2 separate regions of the Homo sapiens genome follow, and region 1 is linked to region 2. Evidence: read pairs that join two places in POLR2A ChIA-PET (ENCODE). Cell type or tissue: PC-3. All regions are shown on one strand. Links, peaks and the distances in the headings refer to the core of each region. The heading gives the core; the rest is flanking DNA.

What was found. ChIA-PET counts read pairs that join two places held together with the same protein. Peaks named below come from ENCODE experiments on the same cell type or tissue, not always from the same donor. Only the 100,000 strongest peaks of a DNase experiment are listed, where the experiment ranks them.
Region 1: POLR2A ChIA-PET joins it to region 2 with 13 read pairs; 6 of 35 experiments call an interaction of 5 or more read pairs at or near these places.

What each region holds. Positions count from the first base shown.
Region 1 is chr3:170,076,262-170,081,644 of GRCh38, reverse strand. It overlaps GPR160 (G protein-coupled receptor 160), which reads right to left. Exons shown (of 4, transcript NM_014373.3): 3 at 1,748-1,871. LOC124909456 (a long non-coding RNA gene) reads left to right here and starts at 875. Exons shown (of 2, transcript XR_007096157.1): 1 at 875-1,183; 2 at 4,007-5,383. In PC-3, for the core only: a CTCF peak has its summit at 2,966 (motif pointing left); a DNase peak (open chromatin) is centred at 4,694.
Region 2 is chr3:169,969,719-169,975,101 of GRCh38, reverse strand. All of the region lies in intron 1 of SEC62 (SEC62 preprotein translocation factor), which reads right to left. Among named protein-coding and RNA genes, the nearest start is that of SEC62, 5.6 kb to the right of the region's middle. In PC-3, for the core only: no CTCF peak of the experiment used is centred there; no DNase peak of the experiment used is centred there.

The DNA of each region.
Region 1 (5,383 bases), core at 71-5,070, 110 kb before region 2:
CCACCCTGATATGAGTTTATAACAAACCTGCACATGTACCCCTGAACCTAAAATAAAAATAAATCACTGTGAGAGAGGGCTATCAGTTTTGATGACAGATTGAACCATTACTCTCATGGCCATAAATCTGTCATAAGATAACTTATTAAGGTATACAAATAATCTACTTATACAAACGTATATATGTGTAAAGGCAATAATACAAAATCTATTTTCATAACTATAAAAGACCCAATCAAACAAGTACTTCCCACACTCAAGTTTTTTTCCCCTGTATTTAAACATAGTACAGTTTAATTTGATCTTATCCAAAAAAGTTGCATTCCAGATTTGATATACAAGGGCACAGAAATGTAGCTGCCAACTTGACAAATGCCATTGGTCTTACAAGTGGTGTTGCTTGGATAAAGAAGCCAAGATGAGTAAGACCATATGAAGTCCCCCTTGTGCCAAAAATGAAAACAAAAAAGGCTTAGTTTTAAACAACCAATGTTGGTTTAAAATGAGGGTGAGGAAATTTTGTGGATTCATAAAGACCCATTTTTCAAAAATGTAACTTTAGGATAAAAGAATAGAATCATCTGTCTCACATGATTTTAACTTTTATAACTCCTGTTCTAAATTAAGTAAGGAAAGCCAAGTCAGGCTGGGGGCCGTGGCTCATGCCTGTAATCCTAGCACATTGGGAGGCCAAGGTGGGTAGATCACTTGAGCTCAGAAGTTCAAGACCAGCCTGGGCAACATGGTGAAACCTAGTCTCTACAAAAAATACAAAAATTACTCGGGTGTGGTGGTGGGGGCCTATAGTTCCAGCTACTTGGGAGGCAGAGGTGGGAGGATCACCTAAGCCCAGGAGGTCAAGGCTGTGGTGAGCCAAGTCATGCCACTGCATTCCAGCCTGGGTGCCAGATTGACACTCTGTCGCAAAAAGAAAAGCCAGGTAGGCAACATCCAAGGGATGTTTTCCAAGTTCCCGTTTCATCATTGACTCTTGACAGGTGGAGGCACCTGGAAGATGACAAAAGTAGGGAGGAGGAGGACCTGGAGGAGGACGCTTGTGTCTCCTAGGGGATGAGGAAGGTCCACAGAGGAGAAAGAGAATCAGCTACAGCCACCAAGGCAGGAACCAAGAACCTCTTCAGAAGATGACTGGAATAAAGAAGACAAGTCCGACATGGAACATGTAAGAGAATCATAAAGCTAGAAGAAAAATAAGAGCGGGGAAGACAGGCAACTTGAGGCAATAAAAAGCGAAAGGAAGAAACTGGAAAACAAGATTTTGGCCAATTTACGATAGTTCCTGAATACCACGATCATGGAAACCAATCAGAGCTTTCTTAGACGACACCAATTTTATGTACTCTACCCCAATTACCCTGTAAACCACTATAAGTGTTCAAAATTCCAATATTTTGTTTTTTAAAACAACTCCCTGAACAAGACAGAAATCCTTTGATAAGCTACCTGAATTTTCTCTAGAAAAATGTTCACAAAATACAGGGACTCAAGAGATTTACAAGATCTGGTCCTTTTCCTGCATGATTCTTTAAACTACTTGTGAATGAACTCATATGCAACCTGAAAAGTTAACATGAAAGTCCTTTTCAAGGTATCTTGCTTTACGATCTGGCCCAGTTTGGAGGTATTAGCAGGGCCTCAGGGAAACAAACCATGATTTCGTTTCACTGACCCAGTCTCTGTTTTTCCCTTTGTAACCCAATTAATTATTAACAACTTGCATACTTACTCTCCAGTGGGTCTTCCTTGACTGATGATCTTCCTATTTAATTTCACTTTTACTGCCTTCAATTATGTTATTTTTGGTTCCTTGCATTTCATTTTGATATACCAATATGCTATGTGAGTAAGCTCTGTGTGAAAGATAGAAAACAAAATGAAACATCATTAAGAGCTATCTTAATAGCAAGAGTCCAGTTAAACTGGTTCCAGATCACTGCTTAGAAAAATTGTAGCTTTTTGTGGGACTGAAGCCAGGAAGTAACTGCTTACATTCTTAGTTTCTTTCTTGCAAAAGGAAGAAAGGGGATACTTGGATTGAAAGCACACCAAAGATGGAGAGATTGATGCATACACCACATTTACTTAAAGGAATCTTGCTTTATAGTTTTCAGCCACAGGATAAAGCAGCTGTCCTCCAAAGTGTTTGGTTTCAGGACCCTTTGACCCTTGATGCATGTTAACATCAATAACATTTTTAAAATGTTATTTAAATAATATGGTAAAAATTACTATATTTTACCAAACAATAATTTAGTGAGCAGAGTGGCATTGTTTCACATTTCACAACTTGCTTTAGTGTCTGGCTTAATAGCAGACAGCTGAATTTTCATCTATGCCGGGTCTGTCCCACAGACCCTAGTCGAGCAACGGATGAAAGGAGTACTCAGACACAGATAAGCAGTGTAACAGCAGCTAGGGGGCTGCCCAGCACTAGTGGCCGAAGAAGAGAGCAGCCTTGAACAGCTGGAGCTGCTTGCTTTTATTCAGTACAGACATAATGCCGAAAGCCTGGAGCAAACACAGTCTGTGGGTAATTAACATTACTGTCCCCCCTTTCAGGGAGCAGTAATGCATGCGGATGATCAAAGGTCGGTTTCTGGACAACACAAGTGAACAAGCCTATTTAAGATAAATTCCCCTACACGTCCTTGTACCTACTCCTTGCCCTCTTCAAGGTCAGAAAACAGCTGCCTTCAGCTTATTCTCCCCCGGAAGCTATGTAGAGCCTTCCGGCCTTCCAGAAGGCCTGCTCCTTTCCCTACAGTTTCTCCCACCACTCTGACTGATCTACATCTCCCCCTTTTTTTTGCATCAGGTTTTGTTGATTGAAGAGTACAGATGTGTGCAGTGCCAGGTTTGACAGGCGCAGTAGTTACAGCTCGTGTTCTGGCTTTGCGTAAAGCGGTCTGCTGCACATAATTCATCAAATTCTGCCCTCTAGAGGAGGTATTGACTTGCCTCTAAAGTTGTTTTAGTTAGCACTGACCAGTCCCATGGGGTCATATGGAAGTTGTCTGCCATGGCCTCAATTAATCCTTTCATAAACGGGCTAGCGGCTCCATTTTCTCTAATGCTTTTTCTTATCTCTTTGTAAGTGTTGAAAGTAATGGGTTCATGTACCCGATTGCCTTGTTGATCTTGCATTACCAGGCAGACCAAGAGCTCCCCTTCTAATGCCGCTTGCTTAAGACAGGGTCCCATAACTGTAGTGTATCCCTTGTCCTTTTTCCAGTTTATTGGGGGAGGGGGCTCAGGGAAAACCTCTGTCTCCTCTGTGGCACCTTTACCCGGTAACGGTGGGGCTGGGGGAGGAGGCGGAGGCAGTAAGGTAGATGATGGTTCTTCCTCCCAAGCAGCCCTAACTAAGGCCCATAATGTTAAAGATGTTACTGGGACCCCATTGCCCTTGTGCATGATGTCGTTTAAGATTTCTTCCCACTTGCTCCCAGAGCTCTAGGTCTAACGTGCCTTCTTCTGGGAACTATGGGTTATGGAAAACAAGAGTTTGCATTAGGTCCCTTAATTGGGCCTCAAACTGAGGCTCCACCAGCTTTAAGCAGTTGTTTCAATACTTTTATATGCTGTTTCTGTTGAGTAAGTGTTGTCCCAATGTGAAACCCTAGCTTGAAAATTCCCTCGAACTTGGAAATCCCAAGAGGGCTCCAATTCCAATTACTGGCTTACTGCGCAGTCTCTTCACCTTCGTTTTCGAGGGTTCCGTCGCGATCCATTGCAGCGTTCCTCACACAGGGCACCAGCTGCTGGGTCTGTCCCACAGACCCTGGCCAAGCAACTGAAGAAAGGAGTACTCAGACACAGATATGCAGTGTAACAGCAGCTAGTGGGCTGCCCGGCACTAATGGCTGAAGAAGAGAGCAGCCTCGAACAGCTGGAGCTGCTTGCTTTTATTCAGTACAGACATAATGCCGAAAGCCTGGAGCAAACACAGTCTGCGGGTAATTAACATTATTGTTCTTCCTTTCAGGGAGCAGTCATGCGCGCTGATGATCAAAAGTCGTTTCTGGACAACACAAGTGAACAAGCCTATTTAAGATAAATTCTCCTACACGTCCTTGTACCTACTCCTTGCCCTCTGCCTCAAGGTCAGAGAACAGCTGCGTTCAGCTTATTCTCCCCTGAAGCCTTCCGACCTTTCAGAAGGCCTGCTCCTTTCCCAACAGTTTCTCCCACCACTCTGACCGATTACCTATACATCTACATTTCATCAGCTGAAATATCACACATCATGTAGCTTCTGGAAAGTCCTCTGTACATTCACGAGAGTTGGAAAGTAAAAAAAAAGGTAAAAACTTCAAGTGTTTTTATAATCAGTTGTGTTGCAGAATCTCATGCAATCTTAGAAAAGTTTAAAAAAACCATGTGCGTTAGACAACAGGATGGGAGATGAACGCTGTGAACATGAACATTCTGGTTTACTGTTGTGTAGAAGATGGAATTCATACTGCAGCTGTATTTGGTGAGCCCGATAAGTGGAGCAAGCCTGTGGGAGAAATAGCCTTATCAGGGGTTTTACATACTGTTTTTCTAATTCTTAACAACAGTCATAAAAGGTATATATAATTTTTCCCCATGAGGAAAACAGGCTTGTGGTTAATAAGTACATTTCCCTAGGTCCCATGACTCGTAAGTGTTGGAGCTAAAGTTCAACCTCAAGTCTGACTTCAAAGCTCACGTTCTTCAGTAAACCACAATTATGGCTTAACTCACTGGAAATGTAGAAAAGGACCCAATGTATGTATGTGAAAGAGCTTTCTAAAAAACCAACATGTGGTGGCTCATGCCTGTAATCGCAGCACTTTGGGAGGCTGGTGCAGGCGGATTGCCTGAGGCCAGGAGTTCAAGACCAGCCTGGTCAACATGCTGAAACCCCATCTCTACTAAAAATACAAAAATTAGCCAGGCGTGGTGGCGGGCGCCTGTAATCCCAGCTACTCAGGAGGCTGCAGCAGGAGAATCGCTTGGACCTAGGACGGGGAGGTTGCAGTGAGCCGAGATTGCACCACTACACTCCAGCCTGAGCAACAGAGTGAGACACAGTTATCTCAAAAAAAAAATAATAATTAAAAAAATAAAAAAGCGACATTCAAGTAACAGTGACTGTACTGATTACTGATATCCATAGGATTGTGACTTGACTATCCATTTGGATAATGAAATTTTATCCCTCCAAAAGGTAAATATAAACTTTGAAGAGTTTGTATTTGAAATGTGGTCTTCGCTTGATGTGTCCAAATTCAGTGGAAAAAAAAAGTCACTCAACTCTGATAATGTTTTGCATTCATCCATTTGCACAGTACAGTTATATTCAATATAGAAAATATGGAAATGTTTTTATTTTACT
Region 2 (5,383 bases), core at 118-5,117:
GCCACGTTGGCTAGGGTGGTCTTGAACTCCTGACCTCAAGTGATCCGCCAGCCTAGGCCTCCCAAAGTGCTGGGATTACAGGCGTGAGCCATCGTCACCGGCCTATAGTCTCTTTTTATAAGCCACAAAACAGTAATTAAAAAGATAAGATGTTGCTAATAGTGAGTATCCAAATGTCAAAGTAAGTAGAAACAAGTGTCATAAATAAATGTTAAAATAACAGCCAAAGATATGTATCCTGAACAATGGACAACAGATCGCAGAAGGAGTTCTCAAATTAATCAATGACAGCTGCCCCCAATGTGGTAGCCATAAGAACTACTGACACAATGACAATTTGTATTCTCTTTCCTTTCCCCCTGTGGCTGCAGATACCAGACACTCCTGGGACTGTCTTTCTCATCTTCTCTTCTCCAGTAAGGGTGAGGCAAAAATGAAAAATGCAAAAAGAGTTATTACTATCTCATTTGAAGAGGTGATTAATGGAAGTGCACTGACAAAGAGTCGTTTTGGAAAGGCCGTTTTAATCCTTCTCTGCTTTCTTTCTTCTATATCTTTTCCCAAATTTTCTATTATTTTCTTCATTGTTTCTCATTCCCCATCTTCCCTTTATTCCCTTTCATTCTGAACTTCTTTGACAATTCCTCCTGTGAATTTATTTTCCCTACTCACGTACTGAAGAAAATGAAGGCAGTCTATCTTTGTATACATCTTATGTATAAACTTTCAAAAGCTGTCTTATTGCTGTAAGCTATTGAAACAAATGCACTGTACTTAATTACTGTCTATAATTGCATGCTTAAGCACAATACACAGAACATTCAGTATTTCCAGCAACATATAATCTAAATGTGAATGATTTCAGGAAGGGCTGCTTCATTAAAGAATAAAATGACAAATAATAGTAAAAAATAATCTGGCAAGAATCTAAGATGCTAAGAATTAATGCTAAAGACAGCTGTTTCAAGCAAAAAAAATCTAATGATGCAAAATAGAAAAAAGAATCTATCCAACTTATCTATGTTGGGTTTTTCCAAAGTTAAGAGAAGTCTGAATTAAGTTATGTTTGAGGAAAATAAAGAACAACCAACAAACCTACGTTTCAGCTTTAACTTTATCCCAAAAAGGAATAATTTGTTAGATGAAGTGGAAGTTTTTGTTTTGGTTACTGAGTCTCCTGGCAGGTACATCTCTCATTTCTTCCTTTGTATTTCGCAAGTCCTCTACTTCCAGTAGCCCAATTACCTGTGTAAGATCATACCAGTGTACAATTCCTACAGTCTGCAACTACCAGCTGTGGGCTATTTGTGGCAATAAAAATTAAGAGCCCAAATCACTCAACCCAAAAGAAGGCTACTATAAAAACCAAGTATTTATGAAATTAAAACTTTTATATATGAAAATACGTATCACAAAAAGTAGATTTTTTTTTTTTTTTTGAGACGCAGTCTTGCTCTGTCTCCCAGGCTGGAGTGCAATGGTGCTATCTCATCTCACTGCAACCCCCACCTCCTGAGTTCCAGCGATTCTCATGCCTCAGCCTCCCGAGTAGCTGGGATTACAGGTGCCCACCACCATGTCCGGCTAATTTTTTGTATTTTTTGTAGGGATGGGATTTTACCATGTTAGCCAGGCTGGTCTCGAATTCCTGACCTCAGATAATCTGCATGCCTCAGTCTCCCAAAGTCTTGGGATTACAGGCGTAAGCCACCACGCCCAGCAAAAAACTGGAACCTTAAAAAATGGCAAATTCAAAATTTAACACTCCAAGTTCAGGAACAACTACAAGATTCATAATGATTTATTTGAGGCCTGACTGCAAAATATACTTTCTGATATAATAAAAGGCAAAAATTCCTAATTAAAATTTTTGAAACCATGCTAAAATATATTAATATATGTTAGTATCAGGCATATTAAATGATAGTATTTAATTATGTTTGTAAAATACACTACACTTCGCAGAGCCTCAATTAGTAAATAATAGTCTATATATCCATACATCTGAAAAAGTAATACTATAAAAGTTGAATACTATAAATGGTTTATAGAAACCAATTCTATTATATAATCACACCACACATGCTCAATTTTTTCCTCATCTGATACATCTGTTGTCAACTTAAAATCGATCTAATTAAATAACTTGTTACTGGGAGGTGCTTGATTAAAAATTGTGGGGGAGAAGTCTGAATAAATGTGACCTGTTCTTCCAGACTTACAGAGTACTCACCCTATCATCTTTGGATGCTACAGTTAACAGCAAAGATTTGTAAGGCATGATATGTACACTCTGTTACATAACTGTTAGAAGCAGTAATTATTATTTCCCAAAAAGAGGGGCAGAAAAAATATTTTTGAAATACACAGAGTAGGATGGGTTGGGTGGCTCATGCCTGTAATCCCAGTACTTTGGGTGGCTGAGGCAGGCAGACTGCTTGAGCCCAGGAAACCAGGCTTGAGACCAGCCTGGGCAACATGGTGAAACTCCTTCTCTACATAAAAAAAAAAAAAAAAAAAAGATAGAAAAAGGTGCTACACATGTGTAGTTCCAGCTACTCAGGAGGCTGAGGTAGGAAGACCACCTGAGCCCTGGTAGGTTGAGGCTGCAGTGAACCAAGATCATGCCACTGCACTCCAGCCTTGGCAACAAAGTGAAAGCACCCAAATTAGGAGTGAGATTATCAATGTGGATGGGAACACTGGAAGAGGAAGATAAAGTTTGAAAGATGAACAAGTTTTGGGTAAACTGACTGAAAAGCCATAAATATTGTGGCTGAGAATGACACAAAATTTGGCTCTAGTAGAGACAAGCTAGGAAGTACTGGGAGATTAAGTGTGTAAAAGCAGAATAGTCATCAAGGTAGGCAAGGAAATTTCTACTTTACCCTGTAAGCAGCAGAAAGACCACTAGTAGTTTCTTAATAGGACATAACTAGAAAAATGATTTAGACATGATTTTGGTGGCTGTGTGTAGGATGAACTGGAAAAAAATGCATAAGGCAGGGAAATGGATGGAAGACTACTGTAATATTCAAGTAAATTGTAGTGTGATACTGGACTATAAATGGGAAAGAAATTTAGATATCTGAAACATTTCAAATGTAGAACACATAGAACTCAATGATAAAGGATAAATAAAATGGCTAGGTAAAGATGTCAGATTTCCAACTTTATCAACAGAAAGGAAATGTGGAAGGAAAGTAATTGTAGAGAATGACCATATCAAATTTAGGCATGATACAAATATACTCATACTAACACTCAGTTATACCATTCCTGAATACAGACATAAATATACTAATCTACTGACTGCTGATAGAGGCATCACATGTAAAACCTGATTAAATATTAGGGTACATAAAAAATTGAGAAGCTGATTACATATTACGCAATAGGGAACCTGATATGTATGCACAAAATTTAAAAATCTCATTCTAACAATTAATTTCAAGTTCACCAAACTCTTCTAAAACTGCACCCTGTCCTTTGTAAAGGCACTATCAAGAGGCAATGAAAGGAAGAGACCAGAAAACACGGACTTGGATAATCTCTCCCAACTAGACACAGAATTAACTTGTTTACTGATACTTTCTTAAAGTATTGCAATTTATTAACTTATAATAACTTATCCATATTGTAGACTGCCTTCAATGCAACAATATAATTTGTGCCATTGCTTTGGCGTTGAAGCCAGAAAGATAGATTGCTGTAGAAGAGTACCATGAGAGGCAGGGCTCAGTGGCTCATCCCTGTAATCCCCACCACTTTGGGAGGCCGAGGTGGATCGCATGAGACCAGGAGTTTAAGACCAGCCTAGGTAACTTTCTGATACTCCATCTCTACAAAAAATTAAAAAAAATTAGCTAGGTGAGGTGGTGCACACACTTGTAGTCCCAGCTAGTTGGGAGGTTGTGGCCAGAGGATCACTTGAGACCAGGAGTTTGAGTCTCTAGTGAGCTATGATGCCATCACTGCATTCCAGCCTGGGCACCACAGTGAGACCTTGTCTCTTTAAAAAAAAAAAAAAAAAGTACCATGAGAACATGAACAGATAGTTGGGATTACAAGCACAAGCCACCACATCCAACGTGCATGCAGTCTTCACTTTCACTGTTCTCCTGATGCAGCATAAGAAGGTATAAAAGTTTTACCTTCTTTTTGTTTATACATTGGACTACAGTACCTCCCCCTCTTTGTTCTCTTTTGATGTAAACAGAATATTTTTATAATTTTCCTAGAAGACTTCTAACAAAGTGAAGGCCTTTTGGGAATAGTAGCACCCACTAATAAAGAGAAACCAACCTATCAATCTTCAAACAAATGGAGAGAACTTCTTAGTTCAATGAATGAACACAACTGTCTTACAATGAGGAAGCTAAGAGCCAATAAATTTAGGCTGGACTGCCTTTCCTTTCTTTGCACCCAACACCAATACACTGGGTGCTGTAACTTAAAATACAAAATTATTTAAATTGGAAGTTTGGTTAGAATACTCTTATAAAATTCTTTAATAAATACTGTTTTTTACTTTAGAATACACCGACACTCAAATACTATAATAAGATAGAGTTTGACATTTCTAAGTTATTTTAGCCAATATTTAACCTTTTTGAGAAAAAAATCAAGAGTAAGTATGTCACAGGCACCAATCTTACAGAATTTGTGATACAGAGGAACTTTTAAAAATTACTACATCCAATAAAAATTAGCTTAGTTGATCTGTCAACCATGAACTGAGCAAAAAAGAAAAAGGCTTGGTTCAAGCAGTATAAAATATTTGTGAAAAATGCAAATAGTAGTTTAACAATAAGATCTGAAAGCTGGAGGGGACCTTAATCATTAGTAACAATATGTGCTACACAAATAACACTATACAAGAGTATCTAGACAACAGCAGTGCCCTTCTGTAATAGCTCCAACTCCCTTCTATTGTATTCTTTCCTTAGCAATGGGTTTGCTAAACTGCAAAACCCTCCATTAAGCCTTTGAGGGGTAGTTTTCTGATTTAGGACTGGCTTCCTGAGTTCTTTCTCTTCAGAATATTCAGAGTCAGAAATTAGACCTGTATAGTCTGGCTATATAGTCCCAAATTTTCTCTTTTCTTCCCTGTCCTGAAATTAAGCACATAAGCCCATGATATGTCAAGGTTTTATTGCTTGCCAGGAAGACAGATGGGTGCAACAAAAATAACTAATGGAGGGTTATAAAAGTTCTAAGAATTAGCCATTTAAATGTCTCAAAACTCAACTGGACATTAAGCAGAATACTGAATGGGATGATTCTCTTTAGCAAGGACAAGTCATGTTAAGTCTTTACGTTGCATAATTCAATAATAAAGAAGTCAGGATTAAAGTATTTCAAAGCAACTTATTTTTTATCT